Regions from separate parts of the Homo sapiens genome. Here region 2 is linked to region 1. Evidence: chromatin loops called from intact Hi-C (ENCODE). Cell type or tissue: IMR-90. All regions are shown on one strand. Links, peaks and the distances in the headings refer to the core of each region. The heading gives the core; the rest is flanking DNA. Region 1 holds the start of LOC124903022 (a long non-coding RNA gene). Region 2 overlaps TRAFD1 (TRAF-type zinc finger domain containing 1).

The links. A loop is a pair of places that touch in the nucleus more often than their neighbours do. Peaks named below come from ENCODE experiments on the same cell type or tissue, not always from the same donor. Only the 100,000 strongest peaks of a DNase experiment are listed, where the experiment ranks them.
Region 2: a loop joins it to region 1, with 2.5 times the contacts of the local background. A loop is called at or near these places in 4 of 110 quality-filtered maps.

What each region holds. Positions count from the first base shown.
Region 1 is chr12:112,038,184-112,053,340 of GRCh38, reverse strand. NAA25 (N-alpha-acetyltransferase 25, NatB auxiliary subunit) reads left to right here. Exons shown (of 24, transcript NM_024953.4): 16 at 4,898-5,049; 17 at 5,551-5,676; 18 at 9,473-9,716; 19 at 10,130-10,253; 20 at 11,237-11,302; 21 at 12,763-12,860; 22 at 14,002-14,112. LOC124903022 (a long non-coding RNA gene) reads right to left here and starts at 8,688. Exons shown (of 2, transcript XR_007063465.1): 1 at 6,730-8,688. In IMR-90, for the core only: no CTCF peak of the experiment used is centred there; no DNase peak of the experiment used is centred there.
Region 2 is chr12:112,128,679-112,143,835 of GRCh38, reverse strand. TRAFD1 (TRAF-type zinc finger domain containing 1) reads right to left here. Exons shown (of 12, transcript NM_006700.3): 2 at 13,267-13,325; 3 at 8,963-9,098; 4 at 8,770-8,823; 5 at 2,612-3,017; 6 at 1,541-1,747. The coding sequence starts at 13,313. Among named protein-coding and RNA genes, the nearest start is that of TRAFD1, 11 kb to the right of the region's middle. RefSeq lists an enhancer at 13,073-13,122. In IMR-90, for the core only: no CTCF peak of the experiment used is centred there; no DNase peak of the experiment used is centred there.

The DNA of each region.
Region 1 (15,157 bases), core at 4,100-12,099:
TGCATTTAAAAACTGGTATTTACTGACTAGGAAGTGTTAGTCCTCTTAGACCTGGCTTTTAATCTCTAAGAGACTTTTCCAAGGGTATAAGAAACAGTCCATAAGCGTTCATAGCCTGGGATGCCGTGTAACATCCTGCAATAGCAGCTGCTCTCTGTTACTTTTATTTAACTCTGAAATGTATGTCCATTGTGCTCTTTGCCAAAGGTGAATGTACTTGTATTTTCTTAGAAAATTAAAAGGCATTCCGAGAAACCTAGGTGAATAATATGTTTTTTAAAGTAGCAATAAATAGAGCTTCTCTGTGCCATAATGAAAGGATGGGATTTGCACCATATTTTTCACTGCAAGCAGACTTGGGCTCTACTTGTTGGTTAAGCCGAGGTTTTTGTAGGAAAACCATACGGTCTGTACTCAGTTGACCAATTATAAAAAACTGCCCAACAATGAATGTGAAGAAAAGGAATGTCTCCAGGGTGGTCACTGCCTACTTGGTTTTCACAGACTTCTAAGCCTCATCGCCTGAAGTTGGCTGTGCCAGCTATCTGCCCATAGCTTTCCATTCTCATGGTCTACCAGCAATTAAGGAACTAGCAAGGAAGCTAGTTTCTGGGGTTCTTCTTGGCAAACACTCGTGAGGATTTTTTTTAAACCCTTTTGTTTTACTGTAACAGGATGACTAATCTATCTTCCATCTAATTCTTTAAGGGTGTATTGTATTAAATAGAAGCATTTCTGAACATGGGATATAGGTTTGTTCTCAGTTTATGATAATTACATTCTGACAAGTTTTAGGGAATGGCCTAGAGGGCTGGAGTAGCAAAGGACAGCTCTAAGCAGGTGGAAAGCAGCCTCTTGTGCTTAGATAATGAGCTGTGTACCATTAGTTGGTTCTTAGTCCTGTATCCCCTCCCCAAAGTGGCCCCCTTAACCTCTGCAGTGATTGGTATCTCCGTTCAGACCTCATTTTGTGGCACAGCATCTGATCAGGGAGAGAGGAAAATGAGTATCAGCATCTGAGCATGTTACTCAGAAGGTGTGCTGGCCTGGCTTAGAGGTCAGAAGGTCATCTCTAGGATGTTGGGTTTCTAAAACCTAGCATGGATGAGCTATAAACCTATGAATTTTCATTGTGTGTTCAAGTATCTGTACTTGCCCTCCTGTTTTCAAGAGGTTTCACTAACTCAAAAAAAAAATCAAAAGGATTGGTTTCCTCATCTCATTATTTATGGCCTCATTTCTGTATTTATAAGAGAGATGAAAGAAACATTTGATTTACTGAAGATTCCTTTTCAAAGGTTTGTTTCTCAAATAGCTTTGAGGTAGTGGGAGTAAATCAGGGATTAATTCCAGCCCGGTGGCTGGTTTTCCTCTAGCTTTCAATCATGCAGCATTCTAGAAGAACTGTATTACTCATGAAGATGTGGTCAATAAAGACACATTACTTTATATACATCAGAATTAGGCTTTAATTTTTTCCCACAAATATTGTGTCTGAAGAGTTGTTTTGAAAGAAAATCTAAAAATAAAATTACAAAAGTGTTGCAATATAGGCAAAGGAGACCCCTAGGAGCAATTTGAGGGGATGTGTCATCCTCAGAGTTTTTTTTGTATCTTTGTTTTATGTTTTGCTGATGGTTGTGTGTGGCAAAAGTGACTAATTCATCTGAATGTATGTGATGTTGAACCTGATAAAATTATAGCATTTTATTGATCAGAGACTAGGACACTTGAAATATATTTTGATTACCGCTAAGAAGATAGAGCTTATTAAATCTGCTGACAGGAGATAATCTTGAAGAGTCCTAGAGGCAAAAGAAAAATACAGTACAGGCTGGGCACAGTGGCTCACGCTTGTAATCCAAGCACTGGGAGGCCGAGGTGGGTGGATCACCTGAGGTCAGGAGTTCAAGACCAGCCTGGCCAACGTGGTGAAACCCCATCTCTACTAAAAATACAAAAATTAGCCAGGCATGGTGGTAGGTGCCTGTAATCCCAGCTACTCGGCAGGCTGAGGCAGGAGAATTGCTTGACCCGGGAGGTGGAGGTTGCAGTGAGCTGATTGTACCATTATACTCCAGCCTGGGTGACGAGAGAGACTCTGTCCCCCCACCAAAAAAGAAAAATATGGTACAGCTAGGAACATGTAGCTTGACCTTAATGTTGAGTGCCAGATAGAGACTGTGGTGTGAACTGTTTCCTAAAGAAATCTAAGGCTAAGAAAGATTATGATTGTAGTGTCTTACTGTGTGTGTTCAACCTTGTGCTTAGAGTATCAGAAATATCTCTCTTCAAATCCAGAGCTCTATACTATGCATCTTTTATTCTTGGTAGTTTTTGGGATCCCCGGATGCTTTTTCCTTGGGTGACTGATGCATTTCAATTCCCACCTAGCTCTTTGACAGGACACTTTTACTTAAATGGAAAATCTAGTGTTTTGCTTAGTAATGTTTTGTGCTATGGGATTGAAAGTTGTATTTGGAAGGTCTGCATAGGGATTTTCTTTCTAGAAAGGTTATTTTCTGTTGTCATCTTACTTTGGAATAGATTTTTAAAAATATGAAAATAAGCACTAGATTTTCATATCTTTAAAAGTCACTTACGTGTTTTTACTTCTTAAAAATTTCCCTTTAAAATCTCTATTTTATACAAAAATTATCTGGGTGTGTTGGCGAGCGCCTGTAATTCCAGCTACTTGGGAGGCTGAGTCAGGAGACTTGCTTGAATCTGGGAGGTGGAGGTTGCAGTGAGCTGAGATCATACCACTGCACTCCAGCTGTCACTCTTGGATGACAGAGTGAGACTCTGTCTCAAAAAAAAAAAAAAGTAAATAAAAGAAAATATAATCTCTAGGTATTCACAAAGGTCATTATTCAGGGGTTTTATGTCCATATATTTCACTAATTTTTACAGTGACCAGGGTTCATTTCAGGAATCCATTCGGGATCTAAATAGCCTCATTGGTGCATAAATGAGTAGAAAATAGGTACGGACAACATACTTTGATATTCAAAAGTCTTTAAAGTGCCTGTGGCTTTCAGTTTTGCCTGCAGTTCCAGTAGGGGGTTGTTTCTTCACGTAGTACTACTTCCACAGCCTTGGTCCTAGTGGTTGCATCCCAGGCCCTTGTCTAGCTCTGCAGTGGTACTTTACTGCAGTGTTACAGAAGGACTATCTAAAAAAGATAAGCCAGAGAACTGTGACTACCTTCTTAGTTTGTTAAAGACTATACTCTCTTTGTTGCCCCTTATTTTTCTCTTTGAAAAGCTATTGCCTTTTTTTTTTTTTTTTTTAAATAAAGTGGTGTTCCACGGACCACTTAGAAATTAAAACTGCCTCTACACTTGGTAAGGCTGGGTTCCCTCCTTAAATCATAGCATACTTTGGAACTGTAATTATAACTTTGATTGGAATTACTAAAGTCATATTTTCTTTTTGATTAATTACTGAATCATGTGTTCCTAACCAGCTGTTTTTTTTTCCCCAGCTGTAAGTTCCTATTACAAGGGCTAATAGTAGTAAACCTTGCTGTGTTTTCTAAGCCAAGGGGCCATAGGATAGGCATATGTGTTTAGAGTATCCTGGCCTCCTCTTGATAGGGTGTATCACTGTCCTTTAATCAAGCTAGAAGGTATACTCGAGCTTTTTCAGGTAGTCCTTCTTGAAACCTGCAGGATCACAAGTAATCTTTTTAATTTTCTTGTGTCCGTCCGTCTTTAATTTCTCCAGATACTGCAGGCAAACAGCTCGCCGAGGTGTCCCATGGGGGTTTAAAAGCCGCATCGAATGCAGTTGAATTAGCGCCCGTGGCGCAATCCCGCGGCCTGAAATGAACCCTGCAAGGCTGTATATCAGAGGGTATGTTGTTGACTATTGGCCTATTTTCCTACTGGGCAAATTATTCAGACGTAATGGAGATGGGGGCAGAGCTGATTAACTGAGGCTGTGTAAAAAGACTGTTTTTTCTAGAAAGGATCTTTTTTGGGGGCAGACATCAGCTTTGAGCATAATAGTTTCCTTGGCCCAAAGGGGTAATCTCCTGTCTTCTGATCCTGATGGCATAGACCCACACCCATGAAATGTTCTTCCCTGAGATTTTCTTCTATTGTGCCAGAATTTCTGCTTAGAATTCTTTATCTTGCCTCTGTTCTGTAATGTTTGATCTCTGTATATGTATTAAGCTACAATTAAAGCACATGTGGTGAATGTTCCCTTCACATACTTGTTTAAGGAAATTTCCAGCAGAGGTCTTACGTAATGTAGATGGACAAGAAACTTGGTTCTTGAAGTCTTTGTCCTCAGAATAGATTATGACATGAATTTTGATAGGTCTTTTGTTTGGTGTCTTACTTCTATCCTGACGTAATGCTCATATGCCCTGTGTTTCTAATACAGTATTCAGAAATAAGCAAAACCAAGGAGCAGCCTGTCTTTTTCTGAAGGAGAGTGGTTTTTATTTGGGGGGGCGGGGGGCAGGTGGTTCTATTATTCTGGTGCTTTTGGAACCTTTGTATGAAACACAGTTTATCTTAGATGCAGAAAAACATGGAGTAACATCCCTTCCAGAATGGCACTAACCAAATTTTTGACTGATGTGGCAAAACAAAACCTCAGTTCCTATTGAATTGAAAGACATGACTGCCAAGAGAAGGCTTATGTGATGGTGGCAGAAGCTGGTTATTACAATTAGTAATATTAGTAAAGGAGACATTTGTCTAAAGTATAAGAAGGAAGAAAAACATTTTAAAAAGCTAATATTCTACTTGGTGACCAAGACCTTTAAAGATTAGATTTAAAACTTAATTTTAGTTTGAGTGTTTTGTTTTGGCTGGCAAGGTTTGCTTACATTGCCTGACTTGTGAACTATTTATACCAAGGTGATGTCTTTCCTTCTCAGACCTCAGAATATATTATTCAAGCTTACAAATATGGTGCATTTGAGAAGATCCCAGAGTTTATCGCTTTTAGGAACAGGCTGAATAATTCTCTTCATTTTGCACAAGTCCGTACTGAACGGATGCTGTTAGACCTTCTACTTGAAGCAAATATGTAAGTATTGCATGAGAGCTATAAAGGAACTAAGGGATTAGATCAGTTGTTAAGAGCCATTAATGGGCTCATGGGTGTTATTGGCAGGCTTAAGGTAAAATAGGGGGAAAAAAGGGAGAGAGACAGTGGGGAAACAGAACTTGGCACATGTCATGGGGAATGGTAGAGTACTGCCAGCAACATCTTGAGACCATTACAGAAGCCATTTAGGTCATGGTCATCAATGCCTGGTCCATATTGTGCTTACGAAGGTTCCGCCTCCCCTACAAATCAAGAGATTTCAGGAATTAATGCTGATCCCCTTTGTTTTGTGTGGGCTTCCAGAAGCCTTTTTCTTGCCATGTAGCAAGCCAGTTTGATCTGCGCTTGGTTCTATTTCACCTTATTATGAGCCCTTCCTTCCTCTTTCCCTTCCTGTCTAGTAAAACAGGAAGTCCTGATTAATAATATTTTCTGGCTATTTTACTATTAAAATAATATGTGGATTTTTCTCTATCACAGATCAACCAGTTTAGCAGAAAGTATAAAGTCAATGAACCTTAGGCCAGAAGAAGATGACATTCCATGGGAAGATTTGCGAGACAACAGAGACTTAAATGTTTTTTTCAGCTGGGATCCAAAAGACAGGTAACTGGAATTTAACCCCAAGCAATTTTTAAAGTTTTTGTTTGTTTTTTGTTTTTTTAAAGAGACCAAGATCATAGCTCACTGCAGCTTCGAACTCCTGGGTGAAGCAGTTTATTTTTAAAGAATTAGGTTGGGCTGGGCACGGTGGCTCAGGCCTGTAATTGCAGCACTTTGGGAGGCCGAGGCCGGTGGATCACTTGAGGTCTGGAGTTCGAGACCATCCTGGCCAACATGGTGAAACCCTATCTCTACTAAAAATACAAAAATTACCTGGGCGTGGTGGCGTGTGCCTGTAATCCCAGCTATTCGGGAAGCTGAGGCAGGAGAATTGTTTGAACCCAGGGAGCGGAGGTTGCAGTGAGCTGAGATCGCACCATTACACTCCAGCCTGGGCAACAAGAGCAAAACTCCATCTCCAAAAAAAAAAAAAAAAAAGAATTAGGATGAATCTAAAATTAAAAAAAACAAACTTCACTTTACACAAATATAAAATAACATGTGTTTGTTGTAGGGATCAGAAAATATAGGTAAGCCAAATGAAGAAAGTATAGCTCACCCCTATGCTGGGACTGCTGGTTAATCTAAAAGTTAGATCTACTTCACAGCATATATGAGAATTCCAGATCGATTAAAGACTGTATGCTAAATTCTAGATTCCTTAGAAATTCTAGAAGAAAATATAGAAAATATTTTTAAATAGGTGAGGAAAGCCTTTCCTAGTATTATACCAAATCTGGAAACATAAAGGATTTAACTTCTGTAAATAGAAATAATAAATTTGTTAAGTTCTAAAGGTTTGTAGTAAATTTCTTCATACAAGTATCCTTCATATATAGAGAGAACTCTTAATAAGTCAATAAGAAAATAAGAAATTGGGCAAAGAAACACATCTTACAGCAATAAAGATTTTGTTTCTAGCAAAAAAGATGAATACTTGTGGTCAGCAAGGCTGTGTGGTAAATACTTATTATGCATTTACACAGGGATAAATTTTATACAGTCTTCCTATAGGGAGTTGTAGTGATATGTATCAAGATTTAAAATGCCACATACCATTTAATTTGGCAGATCTGCTTCTAGGAAAGTAGAACCTAAGGAAATAAATGCAGAAACATGCTAAGAAGTGTATATGAGGTAGTTCTGAAAATTCTGTGATTTGTGGGTTGCCAAGGCCACATTCAGTGATTTAGGATTGTTGAGTCCCAGAAGGATTCACAGGGCTGAGCATATAGTTGCACTCAACGGCTAAGGTTTATTACAGTGAAAGGACACATGACAGAATCCGGAAGGGAAAAAGGAACAGGCACAGTCGGGAGAACTCAGACTTCCAGTGCTTTCTCCCTCCTCTGAGGGGAAACACTGAGTATGCTCCTTTCTCCAGCAGGGAAAAATGCAGTAACACAGGTGGAATGTTCCTGCTCAGGGAAACCCAGTAGAGACTTGGTGCTTAAGGTTTCATTGTTATGTGGGTACACTCTGTCTATCCTGAGTGGAAAGAAAGCAGGTATTCACCATAAACAACATGGTTTATATAAACAATCTAGGCACAGCGAGTCACTCTTACCATTTTAGGGAACAGTTGGAGTGCAAAGTTCCCAGACATCAGCCAAGGGCCAACCTTGCAAGTAGGCCTTTCTAACGATAATAGCTGCAGGCCTGCTATGTTAACTCTTTTCTACACATACTGTCATAAAAAGATGAAGTTTGCAAAATAATGTAATTACTGTAACCAATTTGTTTAAACTTAAGTTGCATACATACTATTTTTAGTTACTTTTTTTTTTAGATGGAGCCTCTGTTGCATACTGTAACCAATTTGTTTAAAATTGTTAAGTTGTGTAAGTATTATTTTTAGTTACTTTTTATTTTTGAGACCTAGTCTGTCTCTGTCGCCCAGGCTAGAGTGCAGTCGCATGATCTCGGCTCACTGCAACCCCCACCTCCTGGGTTCAAGGGATTCTCCTGCCTCAGCCTCCCAAGTAGCTGGGATTACAGGTCCCTGCCACCACGCCCGGCTAATTTTTGTATTTTTAGTAGAGATGGGGTTTTGCCATGTTGGCCAGGCTGATCTCAAACTCATGACCTCTGTTGATCCCCCCATCTGGGCCACTCAAAGTGCTGTGATTATAGGTGTGAGCTATCGCAACCAGCCCCTATTTTTTTTTTTTTTTTTTTTTTGTGATGGAGTCTCACTCTGTCGTCCAGGCTGGAGTGCGGTGGCGCAATCTCGGCTCACTGCAACCTCCGCCTCCCGGGTTCAAGCAATTCTCCTGCCTTAGCCTCAGCTGGGACTACAGGCGTGTGCCACCACGGCCGGCTAATTTTTTTTGTATTTTTAATAGAGATGGGATTTTACTGTGTTAGCCAGGATGGTCTCGATCTCCTGACCTCATGATCTGCCTGCCTCGGCCTCCCGAAGTGCTGGGATTACAGGCGTTAGCCACTGCACCGGGCCACACCCGCTATTTTTAGTTAGACTTTTATACATCCACATTACAAAAGTCTAAAAAGATCTATACCAAACTTGATAATACTGTGAGTATTGGTTATCAGGGCACCTTTTCTACGTTTTACATTTTTCTATCATTTGCATTTTTTATGTTGTGTATTATTTTTATTAGAGACAGGATCTTACCCAGGCTGGAGTACAGTGGCGTGACCATATCTCACTGCAGCCTTGAACTCCTGGGCTCAAGCAATCCTCCAATCTCAGCCTCCCTAGTAGCTGGGACTACAGGTGTGTGCCACCACGTCCAGCCAATTTTTTGTATTTTTTTTTTTTTTTTTTTAGAGACTGGGTCTTGCTATGTTTACCAGGCTGTTCTCCAACTCCTGGCCTCAAGCAGTCTCTCACCTCAGCTTCCCAAAGTGCTGGGATTACAGGTGTGAGCCACCACACCTGTCCTCATGTATTATTTTTATAATCAGAGAACAAAGTGTCACTTATAAGGAAAATGACCTGTTTTTTTTGTTTTGTTTTGTTTTGTTTTGTTTTGAGATGGAGTCTTGCTCTGTCGCCCAGGCTGGAGTGCAGTGGTGCAATCTTGGCTCACTGCAAGCTCCGCCTCCCTGGTTCATGCCATTCTCCTGTCTCAGCCTCCTGAGTAGCTGGGACTACAGGCGCCCACCACCACGCCCGGCTAATTTTTTGTATTTTTAGTAGAGACGGGGTTTCACCGTATTAGTCAGGATGATCTCGATCTCCTGACCTCGTGATCTGCCCACCTCGGCCTTCCAAAGTGCTGGGATAACAGGTGTGAGGCACCGTGCCCAGCCAAAAATGACCTGTTAAATAGGTTATCATTCCCATTTTATTGATAGTGAAATGGGGTTTGAGAACATTTTGGCTTGTCTTAGGTCATTCAGCTAGTAAATGAAAGCTGGAACCCTTCAAAGGCATCTTAACTGGTGAAAGTTAACTTTAAATGATTTGAGGCCAGGCGCGGTAGCTGACGCCTGTAATCCCAGCATTTTGGGAGGCCAAGGCAGGCAGATCACGAGGTCAGGAGATCAAGACCATCCTGGCTAACACGGTGAAAACCCGTCTCTACTAAAAATACAAAAAAAAAATTAGCCGGGCGTGGTGGCAGGCGCCTGTAGGCCCAGCTACTTGGGAGGCTGAGGCAGGAGAATGGCATGAACCTGGGAGGCAGAGCTTGCAGTGAGCAGAGATAGTGCCACTGCACTCCAGCCTGGGCGACAGATCAAGACTCTGTCTCAAAAAAAAAAAAAAAAATTGAAAGCAATGGATTGAATATTGAATAAGTTAGATAATTTGGGGATGTTTCTGTTTAAGGGACGTTTCTGAAGAACATAAGAAACTTTCCTTAGAGGAGGAGACCTTGTGGTTAAGAATCCGATCCTTAACATTGAGGCTGATAAGTGGACTTCCAAGTCTCAACCACCCTGTGGAGCCAAAGAACTCGGAGAAGACTGCCGAGAATGGGGTATCCTCCCGGATTGATATTCTTCGTTTGCTCCTTCAACAGCTGGAGGCAACCCTGGAGACAGGAAAGCGATTTATTGAGAAGGATATTCAGGTACCATCAATACATATTTACCATCAAAGTTGCAATAATTATATTTATGACTGTTTTATAAACAGGAGTTTGGGGTGGGTGAGTAGTAAGGAATTGTTTTGTCCCAGTTTATGGCTTCTGCAGGAGAAAGAGGAATATTTTAGACTCAGAGGGAATTGCAGAGGCTTCCTCAATATCCAGACTAGTGAGGGAGAAAGCAAAATAACTTTTTGTGGTGTTAAGTTTTTAATAGCTAGCAACAAATTAATATAAATGTTCTGTTTTTACTGTAATGATTCAGTTATTAGTTTGCTGATTAGTGGCTTTTAGCTGAACCGCTGAGACAGGTTTTTATCTACTAGTTACCTGATTTTCTTATTTTGTATGCATTTAGATGGATTTAAAAGAGCATTATTTTTCTCCCTTTTTTCCAGTATCCTTTCCTTGGTCCTGTACCTACCAGAATGGGTGGATTCTTTAATTCTGGCTGTTCTCAGTGCCAGATAAGCTCTTTTTATCTTGTCAATGATATTTATGAGCTGGATACCAGTGGTTTAGGTAAGTGTACACTGTGTGTTTATAGGGTCTTTGTCATAGAAAATGTAGTACACGTAATAAAATGTCTATAACCTCACATCTGGAAAATTTTAGAGTACATGGAAGCTGGAAGCTGTTCTGCAAATGTGTGGTGTAGTGTATGAGAGGGTACAGTCGTAGGTTACAAAGTAATGTTTTAGAAGCTTAAGTCCATTCCATATTTAAAATCACTTGTTAGGTCCAAAAGTTGAAGAAATTCTTCATTTGTTGAAAGGCTGTTGGATTTTAAAAATGAAGCAGTAGGCTGGGCGCAGTGGCTCACGCCTGTAATCCCAGCACTTTGGGTGGCCAAGGCAGGCGGATCACCTGAGGTCAGGAGTTCGAGACCAGCCTGGCCAACATGGCAAAAGCCCGTGTCTACTAAAAATACAGAAATTAGCGAGGCAAGGTGGCGGGCGCCTGTAGTCTTATCTACTCCAGAGGTTGAGGCAGGAGAATCGCTTGAACCAGGGAAGCAGAGGTTGCAGTGAGCCGAGATGGCACCACTGCACTCCAGCCTGGATGATAGAGCGAGACTTTGTCTCAAAAAAAAAAAAAAATAAAAATAAGAAGCACTAAACTTTGTAGAGAAGAGATTTCTTTTGTAAGCTCCTAGTGAAAATCACAAATACTCCATAGACCTTTTCCTTTTATTTATTTATTTTTTAAATCATAAGGTTAGTAGATCCTACCATTCAGAGTGTTTGAAGCACATAGATTTTAAGCTCTCTTAAGGAATTTTAGGTAGTACCTCTGGCAAAAAGGTAATTAGTGCCTTTCTTTTTATTCTTCCTTTTCCTTTCATTATCATTTTCTTTTTGTCTCAAAATAATGAAAAATGCATAAGGGTCTGTAGAGAGAAGAAAATGTCCTTGCCCATGAACTTCTTGCAGGTATTTATCTTGCTTCTTTATCTTACTAAAAATAGAATTGAAAGTTTTTCATTTTTTGTTTTTCAATTTTAGAGGATACAATGGAGATTCAGGAACGAATAGAAAATAGTTTTAAGTCTTTACTAGACCAGTTAAAAGGTAAGTTTTCCTACTGTAGATTCCTGTATTTGTATCTGGTTGTATGGCAATAGCTTCGAAGTTCTTTCCCCTATTCCCAAGCCCAATCACCCAGAGATAAGTAAGTAGTTTTAACACTTTGGAGTCAATACTCCTAGATGCCACCTAAACACATATGTGTGTGAATGAAAATACAGATAAAAAGTAATCTTTAAACATAGGAAATGGTGTAATCCATGCTTTTTTGACTTTAATTTTTTTGTTATTTTGGATACCTTTCCATGTCAGTTATATATACCCCATTTATTTTCAAGACTGCGTAATATTCTATAGTATTGTATTAACATTTTTTATGTTATCGCAATTGGTGACATATTATGTATATGAGTTATTTCTTCTACTGATGCTGAAATGAATATCTTGGGACAAATTGTTAGGGTATTATTTGAGTCCTTCCTTGGGATTAAATTCCCAAGAATTTAATAGAATTATTAAATTGTTAAATTCCCAATAATTTAATAGAATTGTTAAAGGGCACATATATGCATCTTGTATCTATAAGAGTCTTTCTGGCCGGGCATGGTGACTCACGGCCTGTAATCCCAGCACTTTGGGAGGCTGAGGCAGGCAGATCACGAGGTCAGGAGATTGAGACCATCCTGGCTAACACGGTGAAACCCCGTCTCTACTAAAAATACAAAAAAATTAGCCGGGTGTGGTGGCGGGCTCCTGTAGTCCCAGCTACTCGGGAGGCTGAGGCAGGAGAATGGCATGAACCTGGGAGTTGGAGCTTGCAGTGAGCTGAGATAGCGCCACTACACTTCAGCCTGGGCGACAGAGCGAGACTCCATCTCAAAAAAAAAAAAAAGTGTCTTTTTAGGACCCTAAATGATTTTTTTTTTCCCCCCAAGAAATGAGGTCTTGTTGTGTTGCTCAGGATGGACTCTAACTCCTTGGCTGAAGCAATCCTTCTACCTCAGCCTCCTGAGTAGCTGGGACTACTGGCGTGCACCACCAAGCGTGGCTCGGTCTTATATTTTATTGTCCAGGTGAAGAATGTCTGAAAATGATTAAGATTATGATAATAAAATTTATTATCTGTTATGAAGATGCATTTCTACAATGTACTTTTTTGGTCTTTCAGTCCATAATGGCATAAGTCCTCTGAATCATTCACTTAGAGTCTTAGTCTTATTGTGCTGATGGCCTATCTGAAAAGGCTTCGCTGGTGTTTAGACACTAGAATGTATAATTTTTAAGGCTACCTTTTATATTTTGAAGACTATAGAGCAACAGCATGGCTTTTTAAAGAACTTACAATGGATAGTCTATCCTTTGGAGTTTGGTTCATTATGGAAAATGAAAAACAAATAGCTTTCTAAATTAAATTTTTATTTGCTTATTCTTTATTTGTGTGTTGTGTTCCTTAAAATAGCATTGAAACAAAAGCTGAATAAAACTAAAATGTTTTTTGTTTTCAGATGTCTTCAGTAAATGTAAAGGTGACCTCTTAGAAGTTAAAGATGGTAACTTGAAAACACATCCTACTCTTTTAGAAAATCTAGTTTTCTTTGTTGAGGTAAGTTTTTGTTCTCTTCCTAAAAGACATTGTTGTTCTTAATGGTCTACAGGATTCATTTTTCAACAGTGAACAGGTAATAGGCACCTTATACCTGTAACTTAACCCTCCATCCCTGTTTTTGTTAATTGAAAAGCAATTTAAATCATTTTCTAAACCAATTTCTTCCAAGAATTCTAAGATGATTTCATTCATAATACTTAGGTAAAACTTCTTGAAATTTGCTGTACTCATCTCTAAACTTCCCCAGATTCACCTCAAATCTAGCTGTTTTCATTCTCCTTTCTGACTCACTCTTTATTATGTAGTTTAATTCCTCCAGCTTCTTTTATTTGTTGTCATTTATTAATTGCTAAGATATTATGCATTGTGATAGTGTCCAGCAACTGATACAGCAAAACTCCCTCCTCTTTTTTTGCCAGAGGGAAGAGAAGGAAGATTGCAAACACTCATAATCTATTATCTTTTCTTTTATTTCTGTCACATATTTGTTGACTGTTCTCCCCTTACTACTCTGTGTGGGGAGTGTACACTGTTCTGGTGATTGGCAAACTGTAAGTGCCTAAGAGATTTTTATTAAGTGAATGAGTAATAAGCGGACATATATGTACATGCACACACTGTAGTATAGGAGAAGACATATAAACAGCTAATTTGATACAGTGCAGGATATGTACTGATCAACTGGGTAGATTTTGCCATACATATGTAAGTTAAGATTTGCAGGTAAGGTGGTATCTTACCTGCTTGGAGAGATGTGACGGGAGAGGCATATTGTAAAGAACCTTTGGATTCCATGCCTAGGAATTTGGACTCTTCTCTGAGTGAAAAGGATGTTAAATCAGTCCCCACTTCTTCAGGGAAGTGACAGAAAATTGGAGTGAAGTGGAGGATGGATTTTGAGCTAGGAGAGCCAGAAGAAATGCTGAAGAGTTAGGCCATTGTAGTATTCTGAGCAGGAGATGATGAAGGCCTGGATCAGTAGAGTGATTGCAGAAAGTAGAGTGGAGATTCACATGAGAAATTGAAGGGATTTACATAGAAGAACTGCGTTAGAATTTGTTGAATCCATTGCCTCTAATTTCCTGATAGATATTTTTAGTGTAATCCTTATTGGTGAATTTGCAATTTTTCCTTTCAGACTATTTCTGTTATCCTTTGGGTATCCAGTTACTGTGAGAGTGTCCTACGACCATACAAACTAAATTTACAGAAAAAGAAAAAGAAGAAAAAAGAAACCAGCATCATCATGGTAATAACAGTAACACAAGTGATATACAAGGAACAATCTGACCACATGCTACTTTTTCTTTTCACTGTTTTCCTCCATGTTGAGTCCTTAGGATCCTATATGCCAAGCTTCTCCAACCCATGGCCCACGATGACTTTGAATGCGTCGCAAACCCGTAAACTTTCTTAAAACGTTATGAGATTTTTTGAGTTTTTTTTTAAAGCTCATCAGCTATTGTTAGTGTTTTTTTTGTTTTGTTTTGTTTTTGTTTGAGATGGAATCTCACTCTATAGCCCAGGCTGGAGTTCAGTGGCACTATCTTGGCTCACTGCAACCTCTGCCCCCTGGGTTCGAGTGATTCTCCTGCCTCAGCTTCCCGAGTAGCTGGGATTACAGGCGCCTGCCACCACACCCGGCTAATTTTTGTATTTTAGTACAGACGGGATTTCTCCCTGTTGGCCAGGCTGGTCTCAAACTCCTGACCTTAAGTGATCTGCCCACCTCGGCCTCCCAAAGTGCTGAGATTACAGGCGTGAGCCACTGCACCTGGCCAACATTAGTGTATTTTATGTGTGGCCCAAGACAATTCTTCTTCCAGTGTGGCCCAGGGAAGCCAGAAGATTGGACATCCCTGCATATGCGTTGTTTTTCTCCCCTAACTTAAAAAAAATTAAATTATACACCTACAGAAAAATTGAAAGATTAATATGACACCCATAAAGATCTTTACCTGGATTATCAATTTTTAACCATTTATCTCATTTGTTTTATCTCTCATTTGTTGAACCATGTAAAAGGAAAGTACAGACTTGTGACATGTAACACATCAGGATAGAACAAGGACAGGTCTCTGCAAAACCATAATACTCAAGAAAATTTCAAACTCAAGAAATTTAGCATTGATACAATGATATTATCTAATAAAGTCCATATTCAGGCCGGATGTGGTGGCTCACACCTGTAATCCCAGCACTTTGGGAGGCCGAGACGGGCAGATCACTTGAGGTCAGGAGTTCAAGATCAGCCTGACCAACATGGTGAAACCCCATCTCTACTAAAAATACAA
Region 2 (15,157 bases), core at 4,031-12,030, 91 kb before region 1:
ACTTGAGGCCTGGGGGCGGAGGCTGCAGTGAGCCGCGATCACACCACTGCACTCCAGCCTCGGTGACAGAGCAAGATCCTGCCTCAAAAAAAAAAAAAAAAAAAAACCAAAGCGGGAACTGTAATATGACTATGGAACAAAAGATTATTTTAAAAATTAGGAGGTACAATGAGGAAAAGGATCAAACAGAACTCAAAATGAAATATATAATCACTAAGTGAAAATCTTAAGGGACACATTAAACAACAGATTAGAAATAACTACGGAGAAAAATCAGTGAACTAGAAGACCGATAAGAAATTACCCAGAATGGCTGGGCGCAGTGGCTCACACCTATAATCCCAGCACTTTGGGAGGCTGAGGCAGGTGGATCACCTGACATCAAGAGTTTGAGACCAGCCTGGCCAACATGGCGAAACCCCGTCTCTACTAATAATACAAAAAATTAGCCGGGCATGGCTGGGCGCAGTAGCTCACGCCTGTAATCCCAGCACTTTGGGAGGCCGAGGCAGGCGGATCACGAGGTCAGGAGATCGAGACAATCCTGGCTAATACAGTGAAACCCCGTCTTTACTAAAAATACAAAAAATTGGCCGGGTGTAGTGGTGGGCGCCTGTAGTCCCAGCTACTCGGGAGACTGAGGCAGGTGAATGGCGTGAACCCGGGAGGCGGAGGTTGCAGTGAGCCGAGATCGTGCCACTGCACTCCAGCCTGGGCAACAGAGGAAGACTCTGTCTCAAAAAAAAAAAAATTAGCCAGGCGTGATGGCACATGCCTGTAATCCCAGCTACTCAGGAGGTTGAGGCAGGAGAATCACTTGAGCCCAGGAGGCAGAGGTTGCAGTGAGCCGAGATCGTGCCATTGCACTCCAACCTGGGCAACAAGAGCAAAACTCCATCTCCAAAAAAAAAAAAAAATGTTCAGAATAGTATAGCAAATACCCATATACTCCTCATCTATATTCACAAAGCTTAATATTTCCTCACATTACTTTTATGTATTTTTCCCCTGAACTATTTGAGAATAAGTTTGAACACATAACATTTTATTCCTAAGTACTTCATCATGTGCCTTTGAAGAACAAGGGCACTGCTTTCTCCTATGTAAACAATACGGATGTCACTCTCAGCAACTTTAATGTAAGTTCTCTACTTGTACAATAATGTCCTTTAGAGCCTTTTTTTTTTGAGACAAGGTGTCACTCTGTCACCAGGCTGGAGTGCAGTGGCACAATCTCAGCTGACTGCAACCTCTGCCTCCTGGGTTCAAGCATTCACCTGTAATCCCAGCTACTTGGGAGGCAGAGGCACGAGAATCACTTGAACCCAGAAGGCAGAGGTTGCAGTGAGCCGAGATCATTACATTGCACTCCAGCCTGGGTGACAGGGCGAGACTGTCCCAAAAAAGAAAAGAAAAAAGAAACAAAAAAGAGTAAGGCAAATTCTATTTCATTAAAATCTTTCAATTGTATAAGAATTGTATAACCTAAGACTTACAAAAACTGTAGAGAAAGAGGCTAGTGCAGAATAAGCAAGCCTACCCTTTATGTCACTGAGAGACCTGGGACCGCCATGAGACTGGTCGGCCTCACATACGGCCCTCCAGAAGTCCTGCTCTGCCACACTGGAGGCTTGGCCTTCATTTTGCAGACTTAGGGCCAACATGAAGTCCAAGTTTGCACTCTCTTCACCACCCTCTTTGGGGGGCTGTTGGCCTCTATTCCTTTCCTGCCTCTCTTGTTCTTCAACTGAAAAAAAAAAACCAACCAACATTCAGGATACATTAGAAATGTTACCACCCTCAACTCAAGTCCATGCCTAGCAAATAGTCAAGGTTTACAGGCATCCGGGAAGGAATAAAAATGACCATGTTCAACTAGCTCTCTTCACCCTCTGGGTCTCCTAGCTTTGAACATTAAAGTCTGCCCTGTGAAAAGGCTCCATTATTATTCTAACTGTATTATTAAGCAATATTACTGAGCCATAATTATGAGACAGGCACTGTGCTAAACATTTTATACTTATTTTCTGAATTACAGTAGAATGGTTTAAAGCACGAGGTCAGATTATCTGAATTCAAATCTCAGTTCTACCTTCAAATTTACCTACCTTCAAATAATGAGAGAATTAAATGAGTTAATACGTATAAAGCACTTTGCAAATGCCTAAGGGAAATAAGATACAGGTTGAGCATACCAATCCAAAAATCCAAAATTTGAAACTTTTTGGGCATCAATATGGCTCTCAAAGAAAATGCTCACTGGAACATTTTGGATTTCAGATTCTCAGATTTGAGATGCTCATCCAGTATATATAATGCAAATACTTCAAAAGCCAAACCACTTCTGGCCCCAAGTATTTTGGATAAGGGATACTCAATCTGTATAAGTGTTGGCTATTTACAACACTGTCATCATACTCACCATTATGAACCCTAACTATAATCCAATGGAGGTTATTTCCATTTTATAGGAAAGAGAGGTATTCTTCCCAGTGTTACTCAGCTACAGTCGGGTTTCTATAATCAAGATCTATCTGGCCCCAAAGCCCTGTTCCCATTTGCCTTGGGATTTTGATACCATTCTAGTTCCCTAATCCCAAGCACAACTCACACAGATTATTCTGAATTGAAACCTGGGCTGTAATGTTCCTTTGGTTGGTAGTTCTATTGTGGAAAACATCTGATTCAAAGGCTCTCAGGGGCCTTCGCGGCAGCCTCATGGGTGGGTCCAGAGCCTCAATTTGTCTGAGGAGTTGGGATGCAATCCAGATTCCATCCTGACCCCAAGATTCATCATATGCATTAGGAGGTATGGCAACCTCATTTCTCTTTTCCTCCCCCTCTCTCCCACAAACTTCAGGGTGAGTCTTCAGATCTTTCACAAGGACATTGCGACCACAGTTGCCACATAGTTCCGTCCGGGCACCACAATAATCTTCATGTTCCTTCAGTTTGAGAATGGAAAGTTCTAAATCACAGTGCTGGCAGACAGCAAGCCGCAAAGGGCACTCAGTCTCCTACAAAACAGAGGAATGAGGCAGTTAATATGCATATCTAGGAGAGGTGTGTTTTAGTATAGGGCAAGGAAAGCCAAGAGTATCTACTGCAATCTTCTCTTCCAACCCTTGATTCTCCTACCCTTTTTTAATGTATTTAATTATTTAAGAGTCACAGCTTCCCCTTTTGTTCCTGCCACAATGTTCTATAAAGGAAAATAAAATATTAGAGGGAGCCCACTACTCAGCCACCCTAACTATCATATTGTTTTGTGCACACATTACTTAGTAATCTAAAACCAGCCAGAGAAGCCCAGGAGCAAATAACAAGAATCATAGCAAGTCAGATGTTTGTCAAAGCTCCAATGTCCCTGTCCCCTACCAACTATTCCAATTCAGTCTTTTTTTTTTTTTTTTTTTGAGACAGTGTCTCGCACTGTCGCCCAGGCTGGAGTGCAATGGCGCAATCTTGGCTCATTGCGACCTCTGCCTCCCAGGTTCACACGATTCTCCTGCCTCAGCCTCCTGAGTAGCTGGGATTTCAGGCACACACCACCACACCCACTTAATTTTTTGTATTTTTAGTAGAGACGGGGTTTCACTATGTTGGCCAGGCTGGTCTTGAACTTCTGACCTTGTGATCCGCCCGCCTCAGCCTCCCAAAGTGCTGGGATTACAGGCTTGAGCCACCACGCCCGGCCTCCAATTCAGTCTTAAGTACCTAATAATGAGGAAAAGAAACTGCACTTTAGAAAGACACAGGTTTCTCTAACCTTCATATTTGTATTTAGCACAGGCTTTATTTTTCATTTATTATTATTATTTTTTGAGAAAGTCTTGCTGTCGCCCAGCGACAGAGTGGTGTGCATGGAGTGCATGGTGCAATCTCAGCTCACTACAACCTTCACCTCTCGGGTTCAAGCAATCCTTGTGCCTCAGCTTCCTGAGTTGCTTGGGACCACAGGTGCGTGCCACCACACCCAGCTAATTTTTTTGTATTTTTAGCACCGAAGGGGTTTCACCACGTTAGCCAAGTTGGTCTCAAACTCCCATCCTCAAATGGTATGAGCCACTACTCCTAGCAAATCCGTGTTATTTATCTAATAAAAGAACTTTGGGACCTGGGCAATGGCCCACGCCTGTAATCCCAGCACTTTGGGAGGCCAAGGCAGGCAGATCACCTGAAGTTAGGAGTTCAAGACCAGCCTGACCAACATGGTGAAACCCCACTCTACCAAAAATACAAAAATTAGCAGGGTGTGGTGGCATTCACCTGTACTCCCAGCTACTCGGGAGGCTGAGGCAGGAGAATTGCTTGAACCCGGGAGGTGGAGGTTGCAGTGAGCTGGGATAACACCACTGCACTCCAGCCTAGGTGACAGAGTGGAAAACAAAAAAAAAAAGCTTTTGAAAAAAAACTTTCTGAATTGGCATTATATCTACATGGTATCAAATTTTATTTTTTAATTTTAATTTTTCTTTTCTTTTTTTTGAGACAGGATCTCAGTGTCACCCAGGCTGGAGTGCAGTGGTACGATCATGGCTTACCGCAGCCTTGACCTCCTGGGCTCAAGCAATCCTCCCACCTCAGCCTCCCAAGTAGCTGGGACCACAGGTATATGCCATCATGCCTAGCTAGGTTTTTTGTTTTATTTTTTATTTTGTAGAGACAAGGGTCTCCTTATGTTGCCCAGGTTGATCTCAAAACTCCTAGGCTCAAGCAGTCCTCCTACCTTGGCCTTCCAAAGTGCTGGGATTACAGGCGTGAGCCACTGTGCACAGCTGGTATACAATTTTAAAGCCCAAAAAGGATATATGTAAAAATCATGTCTCTTCTCCCCTGTTCCTCTGCTACCTAAGGCCTTTTTATCAATTTATTGTGTTTCCTGCAAGAGGTAGTTCATGTATATACAAACAGTGCTGAAAATGTTGGAGTAGCATTTAGAATAGAACTTTAGTTTAATTTTTTTTTTTTTTTTTTTGAGACGGAGTTCGCTTCTGTTGCCCAGGCTGGAGTACAATGGCATGATTTCGACTCAGTGCAACCTCTGCCTCCTGGGTTCAAGCAATTCTCCTGCCTCAGCCTCCCAAGTAGCTGGGATTACAGGAGCCTACCACCACACCTGGCTAATTTTTGTATTTTTAGTAGAGATGGGGTTTCACCACTTTGGCCAGTCTGGTCTTGAACTCTTGACCTCATGTGATCTGCCTGCCTCAGCCTCCCGAAGTGCTGGGATTACAGGCGTGAGCCACCACGCCCAGCATTTTTTGTTTTTGTTTTTGTTTTTTTTTGAGACAGTCTCACTCTGTTGCCCAGGCTGGAGTGCAGTGGTGTGATCTTGGCTCACTGCAACCTCTGCCTCACAGGTTCAAGCAATTATCCTGCCTCAGCCTCCCGAGTAGCTGGAATTACAGGCATGCGGCACCATGCCTGGCTAATTTCTGTATTTTTAGTAGAGATGGGGTTTCACCATGTTGACCAGGCTGGTCTTGAACTTCTGACCTCAAGTGACCCGCCCTCCTCTGCCTCCAAAAGTGCTGGGATTACAGGCTGAGTCATTGCGCCTGGCCTACCTTTTTATTTTTATTTTTATTTTTTTGAAACAGGGTCTTACTTTGTCGCCTAGGCTGGAATGCAGTGGCACAAACAGGGCTCACTGCAGCCTCAACCTCCAGGCTCAAACAATATCGTACCTCAGCCCCTCGAGCAATTGGGACTACAGGAACGGACCACCATTCCCAGCTAATTTTTTAGTTTTTTGTAGAGATAGGGGTCTCACGATATTGCCTAGACTGGTCTTGAACTCTTTGGTTTAAGCAATGCTCTCGCCTTGGCCTCCCAAAGTGCTAGGATACAGGCATGAGTCACTGTAGCCCGCTGTGAATTACCTTTAAGGGTAATTTAATTATAAATTAATAAAATCAAGTTGTTACAGTTTGAGGCACACAGAATGAAATGCACAAATCTTTAAGTATATACCTTGGTGAATTTTTACATATGTATATCCACTCTTCTATAACTACCATATAAACAGCTGTTTGGATTTTTATTTATTTATTTTTATTTATTTATTTTTTTAGACGGAGTCTCGCTCTGTCGCCCTGACTGAAGTGCAGTAGCGCAACCTCGGCTTACTGCAAGCTCCGCCTCCCGGGTTCACGCCATTCTCCTGCCTCAGCCTCCCAAGTAGCTGGGACTATAGGCGCCCGCCACCACGCCCAGCTAATTTTATGTATTTTTAGTAGAGACGGGGTTTCACCGTATTAGCCAGGATGGTCTCAATCTTCTGACCTCGTGATCCGCCCGCCTCAGCCTCCCAAAGTGCTGGGATTACAGGCGTGAGCCACTGCGCCCAGCCAAGAAATGAAGATCAAGGCTGAGGGATGCTCCCTACTGAATGGGAAAACTGTCCTTGGTTCCACATGGGCTGTAGACACAGCCCTTCTGCCAGCAACTGTTCCTGCAAGGAACTTGTGCTCAACTGAACAAACTGTCACGTGGTTCCTTGAAGGGGCACAGCACTGATTTCACTTGCATTATAAAAGACTGAGTGGTGCTTTTGACTGTTTATGTCAACACTTGAAAACAAGGTGAGCCAGTTTTTTTTTGTTTGTTTTAGATGGAGTCTCACCCTGTCACCCAGGCTGGAGTGCAATGGCACGATCTCGGCTCACTGCAACCTCCACCTCCCAGGTTCAAGCAATTCTCCTGCCTCAGCCTTCTGAGTAGCTGGGATTTCAGACGTGCGTATCCACGCCCAGCTAATTTTTGTATTTTTAGTAGAGACGGGGTTTCACCATATTGGCCAGGCTGGTCTCGAACTCCTGACCCTGTGATCCACCCACCTCAGCCTCCCAAAGTGCTGGGATTACAGGCATCAGCCATCACGCCCGGCTGGATTTTTAAATTGGTGAATTAACATACTCATTCAACGTTGGCCAGTTTTGGCCAGATGCCATAGCTCACGCCTGTAATCTCGACATTTGGGAAAGCCAAGAAGGGAGGATCACTTGAGGCCAAGAGTTCGAGACTAGCCTGGGCAACATAACAAGACCCCAACTCTATGAAAAACAAAAATAAATAAAATTAGTCAGGCATAGAGGCCTATACCTGTAGTACCACCTATGCAGGTAGATCATTTGAGCCCAAGAATTCGAGGCTGCAGTGAGTTATGATCATGCCATTGCATGCTAGCCTGGGTGACAGAGTGAGACTGTGTCTCTTAAAAAAGGTTTTTAATTAAAAAAAAGAAAAATGACCGGGCATGGTGGCTCACGCCTTTAATCCTAGCACCTTGAGGGGCCAAGGTGGGTGGATCACCTGAGGTCAGGAGTTCAAGATCACCCTGGCCAACATGGCAAAATCCTGTCTCTACTAAAAATACAAAAAAAATTAGCCAGGCATGGTAGAGCACGCCTATAACCCCAGCTACTCAGGAGGCTGAGGAAGGAGAATCGCTTGAACCTGGGAGGTGGAGGTTACAGTGAGCCAAGACTGCACCACCGCACTCCAGCCTGCAAGACGGGAACAAGATTCCATCTCAAAAAAAAAAAAAAAACTTTGGGCTGAGTACAGTGGCTCATGCCTGTAATCCTAGCACTTTGGGAGGCTGAGGCAGGAGGACCACTTGAGCCCAGGAGTTCAAGACCAACCTGTGCAACACAGCAATAGAGACAACACCTGTCTCTATTTTTTGGGTTTTTTTTTTTTGAGATGTAGTCTCACCCTGTCATCCAGGCTGGAGTGCAGTGGCGCGATCTCGGCTCACTGCAACCTCTGCCTTCCGGATTCAAGCGATTCTCGTGCCTCAGCCTCCCAAGTAGCACACACCTCCACGCCCAGCTAATTGTTGTATTTTTAACAGAGACAGGGTTTCACCATGTTGGCCAGGCTGGTCTCAAACTCTGACCTCAAGTGATCTGCCCACCTCTGCCTCTCAAAGTGCTGGGATTACAGGCATGAGCCACCATGCCCAGCCGACCCTGTCTGTATTTAAAAAAAAAAAAAAAAAAACCTTTGGCCAGTTTTATCTCAACTAGCGAGCAAATGATACTCTATTCTCTCTCACCAAATGCTGAGGAATTTCTTAGGTTAAATAGCATGTTATCCAGGTGTTCAAGATTTTAAAATGAAGCCAGATGTGGTGGCTCACGCCTGTAATCCCAGCACTTTGGGAGGCTGAAGACAGGCAGATCACAAGGTCAGGCCAACATGGTGAAATCCCGTCTCTACTAATAATTAGCTGGGAGTGGTGGTGGGCGCCTATAATCCCAGCTACTCAGGAGGCCGAGGCAGGAGAATTGCTTGAACCTGGGAGGCAGAGGTTGCAGTAAGCCGAGATCACACCACTGCACTCCAGCCTGGGCAACAGAACAAGACTCCGTCTCAAAAAACAAACAAACAAAAAAGAATTTTAAATGAAATGACAGCTTGTAAGGCAGGCTGTGTGCTAAAGAGGTTATCCCATACTGGCAACTCTAGGGCTGGCTTCATATTCAGTGAGGCTGCCAATAACCAAACCCCAACAGAAATAATAGACTCAGTTCCAAAGGGAGATACTTCGCGAGTCTCAACATACACAAGTGAGTTCCAACAGCCAGGTAGCCGAATCTGGCAGCAGTTACATAGTCAAGGCCTCAAACAGGCTTTGAGAAACAGTATGCATGTGAGCTCACGGAGAACTAACACTCAACCAGACTGGCTTCCTGCTCTGCATGTGGGTCTGTAATCTCAGCAGGACTGGGCCCACGGTAACTCACTCCATGGACTAACCTCATGCTTCTTTAACAGCCTCTTCTCCAACTTCTTGTTACATTTGCAGGTCACCTAGAGTAAGAAGTGAGAATCAGTAAATTGGCTTTGGGACAATATGCTCATTTGCTATTGCACAATAGCAAACAGAATACATTTACGAACAACAGCAAGTATAACACATGTATAAACATTTGAGTACTTGGTGGCTCACCTGACAGTGTTCTGCAGCCATGTGAGTCTCCATGTCAGATTTGGGAAATGGTTCCTTACAGGTAGGACACATACCAATGTTCCTTTGACAGTGGATCTCATGGATGGTAAAGTTAAACACAGGAATTTCTTTTTTGCTACGGAAATAGACCAAAGAAAAAGGCAAGCATTACTGACTAATCTATGCCTTTTCTTGCACAGTGGCATCACATGGAAATCTGTCCTGTCCAATCTTTAGTCTCCATTATTTATCTTTAGTGAATACCTAGCCTACAAACTCATGACTATTACCATTCCTGCTTTTCAAGAACTAAATCCTGGCCAGGCGCGGTGGCTCATGCCTGTAATCTCAGCACTTTGGGAAGCCGAGGCAGGCGGATCACCTGAGGTCAGGCGTTCGAGACCAACCTGGCCAACATGGTGAAACCCCATCTCTACTAAAAATATAAAAATTAGCCAGGCGTGATGGCGGGCACCTGTAATCCCAGCTACTCGGGAGGCTGAGGCAGGAGAATCGCTTGAACCCAGGAGGCAGAGGTTGCTATAAAAAAAAAAAAAAAAAACTGGCCGGGCGCCGTGGCTCACGCCTGTAATCCCAGCACTTTGAGAGGCTGAGGCGGGCAGATCACCTGAGGTCAGGAGTTCGAGATCAGCCTGGCCAACATGGTGAAACCCCGTCTCTACTAAAAATACAAAATTAGCCAGGTGTGGCGGCACATGCCTGTAATCTCAGCTACTCAGGAGGCTGAGGCAGGAGAATCGCTTGAACCCGGGAGGCGGAAGATGCAGTGAGCCTAGATCGTGCCATTGCACTCCAGCCTGGGCAACAAGAGCAAAACTCTGTCTCAAAAAAAAAAAAAAAAAAAAAAAAAATTAAATCCTTTCCAGGTGCAGTAACGCCAGCACATTGGGAGGCTGAGGCAAGCAGATCACTTGAAGTTAGGAGTTCAAGACCAGCCTAGCCAACATGGTGAAACCCCGCTTCTACCAAAAATATAAAAAATTAACCAGGTGTGGTGGCGGGTACCTGTAATCCCAATTACTCGGGAGGCTGAGGCAGGAGAATCACTTGAACCCGGGAGGCAGAGGTTGCAGAAAGCTGAGATCATGCCACTGCACTCCAGCCTCGGGGATAGCAAGATTCCGTATCAAAAAAAAAAAAAAAAAGAACTAAATCCTGAAGGCTCTTCTGTGCAACATTCTGAGTTACCGGTGCTATGCACTACTACATCTAAAAGCTCAGCCTTACTTTCTCAAAGTCAGAGCTGATCACAACATGAAGTCAGATGCCAAAAAGAGTGGAGCTAGGCTATTCCAAAACCATCCATGTCCCAAAGCAGAGTGATACGCTCCAGGATTATTTTAAAACAGAAAACAAACCAAAACAACAACAAAAACAAGTGAAAAAACACCCTACCACTGATTTTCTCTCACTTTTAAGTAGTTTAATTTCATTGGATTTTATTCCATGAAAAGTCAAACCAAAAAGAGAAGACTCCAGCTTTTGGACAGTCAAAGGGGAAGGGGAAATTGTCTCCTGTATGCCTCACATGCCTTTCGAAGCAGGCTGGATGCTTCCTGACTACAGGAACATGCTCTCTGGCTGGGTTGGTAGAAACTTCACTGTAAAGCTGTACAAAAATGAAATCCTGAACCCTTTCCTCCACCAGTCTGGTCTCTCCACTTCATTTTTGCCTTTCTCACTTAGTTTAGTGGTTCAAAGATCATATCTAAGCTATACAAATTAAGGAGGTAAAGTGATAATGTTACATGAAAGAGTAAGACCATTTAAACATGAAAAGATTATACATGTACTCGAACTAAAGGTACATTCTATTCAAAGGCCTTACTTTTACTTATTTGGATAGGACCATTGTAAAATTCCAATTTCACCAGCTAAAAACTACATTAAAGAAGGTACGTATAACAATAATTCAGAAAAATAAAATACTGAACAGGATCAATACAGATAGTCATAAAACACATTATTTAATACCATATTTTGCCTCTGAAGCTGAATACTAGAAGAACTGTCTCCCATACTAAATTATAAATAGCTTATTTCTCTTTTAATAACCTTTAATATTCAGACATTGTCTAAGAAACATTTTGAAGTAGGATAAATGATGTGCCTCCAGCTATAGTCATTCTTCCAAACTGAAAGACCAAGACACCAAGGAAGTGCAAATTCATTTTCATCCAGTGGTGGAATTATCAAGCTAGGGACCCCAAGGCAGCTCTCAAAGCAGCACTGGAAGGTGACAGAACAATCAACTGTGAGAGATGGGAAGAAAACTCAAATGGATAAAGAGGAAAATTACTGACAGATTTAACTTCCCATATTTCTCTCAAATTTTTAGCTTTCTAAGGAAACTACTCATTTTGAATTAATTTAGTTAAAATAATACATCCCAACTTTTTAAAGATGTTGTGAAATGAATACTTTAATACATTACTGGTGGTAGTATAAACTGCCTAAAAACAGTCTGAAAATTCATTTCTAGGACCATAAAATTATATACTCTGTAACACAATAATCCTACTCTTGGGATTATGTATGAATATTTTCATTACAGTATCATAGAATGGTAAAAAATGAAAGTCATTAAAAATACCTAAGCAAGAAAGGAATAGCTAAGTTACATATAGTATACCAACAAAGTGAAAGAAGAAATGTTATATTGTGATTGTAAATCATGTATGTACAAATGCCATGAAAATTAAAGCCAGTAATTACTGCTTAGGGTGTAGAAAACCTGGGTTCCTTTTTCATAATATTGGCAATAATTTTTATTTTAATGGTAAATATGGAGACACTAAATGTCTAGCATTTACTTTACAAGGCTGTTCAGGATAACTTGTTGACATACTACATACACAAGGCCCCTAAAACTTTAGAATTAAAACAAAAAATATTAAGGACCACACCATCATAATATGAAGCAACAAGAATCAAAAGCAGCTGTCAAGTAAGACCACAAAGCATTTACTATTGCACATATTCACCTCTTAGGAAATGCTGAAATAAAAAAGATATTTGCAACAATTATATAAAACAGTTGCCTGCTGGGTTTTTTTCTTTTAAAATTTAACTGCCAACATATTCCTACCAAACATTCCAACCAGACCAAATACTAATATGCTTACTTCCTACCTTCGGAGAAAATGAAGATGTTTTAAGTGAGATAAATGAGCACACAATTCCGTATCCAGATAAAACTGCTAAAAGTCTCAAGGAAGGGCTAGCAAATTAGAGGTGAAATTTCATTTAGATAGAAATAGCTGAAAGGCAAACCAAAGCTTCCAGAAAAATTCCCAAGAACTTTCCAAACACTAAACACAAACAGCCAGAAATTAATTCTTTACAGGTTTAGTCAGCCTTCTATGCTAATCTGCTTTTTTCTTTAATTTCTTTGGCTTTGAATAGCATTGTTTTTCACTAGCTTTCCATTAACTCACCCTTTAACTCTCTTAGCATAGTTATTTATATTTTGTCCTAGGCTTGAGATTCCTCCTAATTGGAGTGGACTGATAAAATAGGTGTATCTTAACTAATGCTAAAAACCAATGTGTCTCTTTTCTTACAAAATCATGTTTTCTTTTGATTATTTGTTTCTGATTACTCTGTTTCAGTAGCTATACATATAAAACCCAAACAAAACTAAAATAGTTTATGAAATGGTAGAAAGTGATAGTGGCATAGCAGAAATACTCTACAATATGGCAAGACACCTACAATGAGATGAAATCTTAATTCCAAGCAGGTAAAGAATATTGTAACCAGCTGTTGCTCTAATTATATTCTAATTCTGCCAAAGTTAGGCTGAGAAGAAAGAAAAAGACAACGATGATGACAAAAATGTTATTTGGCTCAAATATTCCACCAATGAGTTAAACTATTTTCCTTATTCCACATCTCTTTCTACCACAGTTTGCTAAGGTAAACATAGCACATTGTGAAAGAAGTACCCAGTGAAGGAAAATAAAGTAATAAACATAGCAGACAGTTCTGCTTTGCTTTTTTTGTCAGCTTACAGTAACAGCACTTGTATAGCACCAAGATACCAAGATAAGTTCTTAGGAAAACCCCAACAGGAACCAGCTGATTATTAACTTTACAACCGGTTTCATTTCATCAGGAAAGAGATGCTCTTTCTTGTAATTCATGTGGGTTATAAACACCAAAATAGAAAGCTTAACTCAAGACTGTGCCAGTCTTCACTAACAGTTTTTAAATCAGGAAATGATAGTGATTAAGCTTGACTGTCCTCATTCCACTAACATTTCTTAGATTTAATGTCTTACCAGTTGTCACACAGTCGAGTTTCCTGGTCATCTAGAAATTCAGCCATCTTTAGCTCTTCCTGAAAACCACAAAGGAAGACATGAACTTTCTCTTTCATTTCTGCTTTAAAGATGACATGCAAAAAAACAAATAAAAAACTAGTATACAGAAACTGTCACCCAAACCTGCATGTTAAAGCATTTTATTCAATATCCAGTCCCTTGGGATTTTCTTATTTTAAAATTTTCAATTTAAAATAATTTTATTGGATAAGGGAGTTTTAAAAAATAAAAATAATAAAATAAAATACTTTTACTAGGCTGGGTACAGTGGCTCATGCCTGTAATCTCAGTACTTTGGGAGGCCGAGGCAGGCGGATCACTTGAGCCCAGGAGTTTAAGACCAACCTGGCCACAACATGGGGTAACGTCATGTCTACAAAAAATACAAAAAAAAAAAATTACCCAGGCATGGTGATGTGTGCCTGTAGTCCCAGCTACTCGAGAGGCCGAGGCAGGAGGAATGTGCAAGAGGAATGCTTAAGCCTAGGAGTTTAAGGCTGCAGAGAGCCATGATCATGCCACTGCACTCCAGCCTGGGTGACAGAGTGAGACCCTGTCTCAAAAATAATAATAATAATAACATCCTGGCCAGGCGCAGTGGCTCACACCTGTAATCCCAGGACTTAGGGAGGCCGAGGCAGGCAGATCACAAGGTCAGGAGATCGAGACCATCCTAGCCAACATGGTGAAACCCCCATCTCTACTAAAAATACAAAAATTAGCTGGGTGTGGTGGCGCATGCCTGTAATCCCAGCTACTCGCGAGGCTGAGGCAGGAGAATCGCTTCAACCAGGGAGTCAGAAGTTGCAGTGAGCCAAGATCGTGCCACTGCACTCCACCCTAGCGACAGAGTAAGACTCCGTCTCAAAAATAAATAAATAAATAAAAATAAAATAACATCCCTTACAGACTTCATCCAATTACCCTAAAAGCATCATAACAATAGTAAAATTATCAAATAGAGGAAATTAACACTAATACAATACTAGTAACTAATCTATAGAATTCATTCAAATTTCACCAACAAGTCAGGCACAGGGGCTCATGCCTGTACTCCCAGAACTTTGGGAGGCTGAGCTGAAGAGGATCGCTTGAACCCAGGAGTTTAAGATCAGCCTGGGCAACATGGTGAAACCCTTCTCTACAAACAATTTAAAAATTAGCCAGACGTGGTGGCACACACCTGTGGTCCCAACTACTCAGAAGGCTGAGATGGGAAGATCACTTAAGCCCAGGAGGTCAAAGCTGCAGTGAGCAGTGATTGTACCACTGCACCCTAGCCTGGGTGACAGAGTGAGATCCTGTCTCAAAAAAAAAAAAAAAAAAAAAAAAAATCACCATCCCACCCTTTTTCTGGTTCAGCATTCAATCTAGGATCACACACTGCATTTGGCTATTACTTGTAGTTAATCTCCTTTGATTTGGGAGAGTTCTTCAGTCTTTCCTTCTCTTTCATGACCTTGTTAAGCATACTGGCTTTTTTTTTTTTTTTTTTTTTAAACAGAGTCTCACTCTGCTGTCTAGGCTGGAGTGCAGTGGTGCGATCTCGGCTCACTGCGATCTCGGCTCACTGCAACCTCGACCTCAGCCTCCTGAGTAGCTGGGACCACAGGTGTGCACCACCATGCCCAGCTAATTTTTGTATTTTCAGTAGAGATGGAGTTTCACCATGTTGACCAGGCTGGTCTCAAACTCCTGACCTCATATGATCCACCAGCCAGCCTCAGCCTCCCAAAGTGCTGGGATTACAGGCATGAGTCACCGTGCCCAGCCAGCTAGTTATTTTATATAATATCCTTCAATTTGGGTTTGTCTGATATTTTCTCATGATTAAATTCAGGTTATATAT